2 separate regions of the Homo sapiens genome follow, and region 2 is linked to region 1. Evidence: chromatin loops called from intact Hi-C (ENCODE). Cell type or tissue: endothelial cell of umbilical vein. All regions are shown on one strand.

The links. A loop is a pair of places that touch in the nucleus more often than their neighbours do. Peaks named below come from ENCODE experiments on the same cell type or tissue, not always from the same donor. Only the 100,000 strongest peaks of a DNase experiment are listed, where the experiment ranks them.
Region 2: it touches region 1 in a loop (5-fold over the local background); 27 of 110 quality-filtered maps call a loop at or near these places.

Annotation. Positions count from the first base shown.
Region 1 is chrX:66,727,753-66,730,252 of GRCh38, reverse strand. No RefSeq gene overlaps it. Among named protein-coding and RNA genes, the nearest start is that of EDA2R, 90 kb to the right of the region's middle. In endothelial cell of umbilical vein, a CTCF peak has its summit at 1,084; no DNase peak of the experiment used is centred here; H3K4me3 peaks cover 356 bases; H3K27ac peaks cover 375 bases.
Region 2 is chrX:66,203,765-66,206,264 of GRCh38, reverse strand. The region is part of intron 13 of HEPH (hephaestin); the gene reads right to left. Among named protein-coding and RNA genes, the nearest start is that of HEPH, 41 kb to the right of the region's middle. In endothelial cell of umbilical vein, no CTCF peak of the experiment used is centred here; no DNase peak of the experiment used is centred here.

The DNA.
Region 1 (2,500 bases):
ACACATGCACATGTATGTTTATTGCAACACTATTTACAATAGCAAAGACTTGGAACCAAGCCAAATGTCCATCAATGATAGACTGGATAAAGAAAATGTGGCACATACACACCATGCAATACTATGCAGCCATAAAAAAGGATGAGTCCATGTCCTTTGCAGGGACATGGATGAAACTGGAAACCATCATTCTCAGCAAACTAACACAGGAGCAGAAAACCAAACACCACATGTTCTCCCTCATAAGTGGGAGTTGAACAGTGAGAACACATGAAAACAGGGAGGGAAACATCACACACTGGAGCCTGTCGGGGTGGGGGAAGAGGAGGGAGAGCATTAGGACAAATACCTAATGCATGAGGGGCTTAAAACCTAGATGATGGGTTGATGGGTGCAGCAAACCACCATGGCACATGTATACCTGTGTAACAAACCTGCACATTCTGCACATGTATCCCAGAACTTAAAGTAAAATTAAAAAAGGAAAACATGCTCAACATCACTAATCATCAGAGAAGAGCAAATGAAAACAACGAGGTACCATCTTATGCCAGTCAGAATGTCTATTAAAAAGTCAGCACAGCTGTTATCTTCATTTTATAGATAAAGAAACTGAGTCTGAAACAGGTTAAGTGCATTGCCTAAGATGACATAGGAAGGATTTAGAGAGGTAAAGATGTGAAACCAGAAAGTCTGGCTCTACAGTTCTGCATTATTGTTATACTATGTTGTCCCTGGCCCGGAGCCCCAACCCCTAAGGCAAGGATTCACCAAATTCTTTGATGAAAGCTATGGACCTTCTCTCCCTACAAGTGCAGAGAAATTTACGTTTTTATTTTTATATACTATTTCAAGGAATTCACTTCCTGACCTTCACCACTGCTACAAACCCTTGTGTATTTCCGGTAGGAATCTCAGATGAAAACTCCTAGCTTTAAAGTTTAAATTCCACCATTCTTAAACTCTGACTCGGCCTCAAACCCTATCAAACCCTATCATTTAACAACCCAGCTCTAGAAAAAGTAGGGCGTGGTTGCGGCACTCATACTGCCCTCTATCGCCGCCTACTGGAATGTCCCTGGTAATGACAACAACATCGCCACACCTGTGGCTTAGAGACCTCTTCGCACTTTCAGGGCGTTTTCACAATAAGGTGCCATCATAGCTCAGGGGTATGAAGCCCCAACTACAGAGGGTGGGGAGTGGAGTCCGGCCTTAAGTCTGTGCCGCCAGTCGTTCCAGCAGAGTCCTTTCCGTCATGCTCTGCTGCACGACGTGTACGGGCGACACCGCCATTTTAGTTTTTTATCAGACTGTCTGCGTCACCAGGAACTATGGCCGCAGCCTTTGGAATTCAGCAGAGGTCGCTGGAGTACATCTTTTTCCTCCCTGACTGTGGTCCTAGGGAAATAATCATGAGCCGCATAAGGACGTTTGGATCAATGATGTCAATGATGGACCACATATATGATGATAGTCCCATAAGATTACCATGGAACTGGAGCTGAAAAATTTCTATAATCTAATTATATCTTTTTTTGTTTGTTTTTAAGAAAGAGTTTTGTTCTTGTCCCCCAGATTGGAGTGCAATGGCACGATCTCGGCTCACTGCAACCTCTGCCTCCCAGGTTCAAGCAATTCTCCTGCCTTAGCCTCCTGTGTAGCTGGGATTACAGGCGCCCGCTACCACGTCTGGCTAATTTTTTTGTGTGTATCTTTAGTAGAGATGGTTTTTCACCATGTTGGCCAGGCTGGTCTCGAACTCTTGACCTCAGGTGATTCGCCTGCCTCGGCCTCCCAAAGTGCTGGGATTACAGGCATGAGCCACCGCGTCTGGCTGCCTAATGATATCTTGATGATCCTGATCCAGTGTAGGGCTAGGCTAATGTGCATATTTCTGTCTCGGTTTTTAACAAAAAAGTTAAAAAGTGAAAAAAAAAAAAAGGAAAGAAAAATGAAAGAAAGAAAAAGATAATTTAAGAAATAGAAAAAAAGCTTATAAAAATAAGGATATAAAGAAAAAATTGTGTACAGCTATACAATATGCTTCCCTTTTAAGCTAAGTGTTCATTACAAATGAATCAAAAAGTTTTTAAAAAAGTAAAAAAAGTTACAGTAAGCTAAGGTAAATTTATTATTGAAGAAATAACTTTTTAAAAAAAATTTAGCCTAGCTCAAGTTTATAGTGTTTATGAAGTCAACAGTAGTGTAATGTCCCAGGCTCTCACATTTCACCCACCACTCACTGACTCACCTAGAATTGTGTCTAGTCCTGTAAGCACCACTCATTAGTAAATGCCCTATAGAAGTGTATCTTTTTTTATCATTCATACCATATTTTTACTGTACCTTTTCTACGTTTAGATACACAAATACTTACCATTGTGTTACAATTGCCTAGAGTATTCAGTACAATGACATGCTTTACAGGTTTGTAGCCTGGGAGCAATAGGCTATACCATGTAGCCTAGGTTATGACATCTAAGTTTGTATCATAGTA
Region 2 (2,500 bases), 520 kb after region 1:
AAGAATCAGAAGCCACAGGCTTTAGCTCCAGCCCTAATGATGTCTTGATGAAATTAGTTTTACAAAAGGCAAGATACAAGGTGGCAGGAAAGTATTAACTACTGCTGCAACCAGAGGGCAAAGGATGGTGAGACATAGGGAGGGAATGAAATCTTACAGATTTTCTCCTTATAGGATTCTGTCTAGTTTACAAACAGATTTATCATTTGATATTTCTAATAGGCCTATGGGGTAGGTAGGTGCCAGAGGTGCAATCAATTGCACAGAGATGACAGGACTTATTCTACAAGTGACATTGTTAGCCAGAAAGTGAGCCAGGATTTAGATTCAAGTCTGCTGCTCCTTCCCTCCCTCGTTTTCTAGTCCTGTTCTTTCATCTTATACTGCATCATTTTCAAGATGAGTATACCCAGGTTCAGAGACGGGAAGTCACTTTTTAAAATTTCCAAAAACTGAAACAATTCAGCAAGCAAAAAACAAATCACCCCATTAAAAATGGGCAATATATGGGTGTGGCAGCGTGCACCTGTAGTCCCAGCTACTTGGGAGGCTGAGGCAGGAGAATTGCTTGAACCTGGGAGGTGGTGGTTGCAGTGAGCCAAGATCACACCACTGCACTCCAGCCTGGGTGACAGACTGAGACTCTATCTCAAAAAAAAAAAAAGCATGAAAAATAGATCATTCTATCAAAAAGACACATGCATTCATATGTTCATCACAGCACTATTCACAATAGCAAAGACATAGAATCAACCTAGGTGCCCATCAGTGGTGGACTGGATAAAGAAAATGTGGTATGTACAAACAATGGAATTCTATGCAGACTTGAAAAAGAATGAAATTATGTCCTTTTCAGCAACATGGATGTACCTGGAGGCCATTAATTTCTCAGCAAATGAATGCAGGAACAGAAAACAAAAAAGTTCTCACTTATAAGTGGTAGCTATGCATTGGGTACATATGGACATAAAGATGGCAACAATAGAAATTGGGGTGGAGGGCAAGGGTTGAAAAACTATTGGGTACTATGCTTACTACCTATGTGATGGGATCTGTACCCCAAACCTCAGCATCACATAACATGCCCATGTAACAAACCTGCACATGTACCCCCATACCTAAAATAAAAGTTGAAATTAATTAAAAGAAAGATTTAACAAGAGACACTGGGGATTACTAAAGGGGGAGGAGGGATGCGGAAAACGGTTGAAAAACTAACTATTGGATACTATGCTCACTACCTGGATGACAGGATCATTTATATTCTAAAATGTAGCATTGCACAATATACCCATGTAAGAAACCTGCACATGTACTGCCTGAATCTATAATAAAAGTCCAAATTATTAAAAAAACCATTCTCACTTGGGCCCTACCTGAATGCTAGCAACTAATATTATATTTTTAAAAAACTGATGTAAATATCTCTTTTCCTTTTTCTTTTTTTTAAATTATAAGATCTTGTTAGAAGTATCTCACTGGGTTCTGATCAGAAACAAGTGAGAGGAACTAAATAAATAACTGATTTCTACATAAAGTCAAATTTTATTCTCAGTAGTTGCTGATAATTCAATTGTGGCTTAAATTAGTGTTTTCAAAGTCAGTATCAATTAGTAACATATTTTCCTTTTAGCATGTATATAGACAGAGGTGATAGATGGAATCTTCAAAAAAATGTCCAGCCCAGTTATCTGCTTCTGTTTACAGAAAACTTAGCATACATTCCATGGATTTTTGTTTTCATAATTGTATGTCTATCTGAACATCAAAAATCAAGAATTAAAAATAAAGTAAAATTTTTAGATGTTTAGCAGGAAGACTTCAACCTTCAACGAACAACGCAAAGAGTAAAAATTGCTAAAGTGTAGTGACAGCACCAAAAACAAAGTAGTGGAGACTGCTAATTTGTATCTCCATTTCCGTTCTCTCCTTCTTTTTTAGTAATAGAATCACCTAACTTTTAGCTGAGCACATGGCTGACTAATTAGAGATTACATCTTTTAGACTCTTTTTGCAGCCAATTATGGCCATAAGAATTAGTTCAGAACAACAGAGTATAAGAAAAAGTGATATATACAATTTCCATGCTGTGTCCTTATAGACAATGCTGCTTGCCCTGGACTTCTTTCTTTCTTTCTTCATGATAGCCGGGAATAGCTACAACTGGAACAGACATCTTGGCCCCAGAAAGGAAAGCAAGTGCTGAGGATGATAGGGTTCACCTGCCAGCCCTGAATTGCTCATATTTGTATTATTATGTGAATAAGAAATAAAATTCTATCATATTTAAATCACTCTGTTTTAGACATTTTCTGCTACATAGCTTAGTCTGTACCTTAATAAATGCAATGCCATTTTGTCAAGGGACAGCTGAGCTTGAGACATTCAATCCCTTGAGTAAATCCTGTAAAATTTAAGTCCCAGGGTAAATACTTCCAGCTAACTGAAAGAAGAGAGACAAAGATTAAGAGGGTGAAGGTGTGGGCAAGCTTTATTCCCT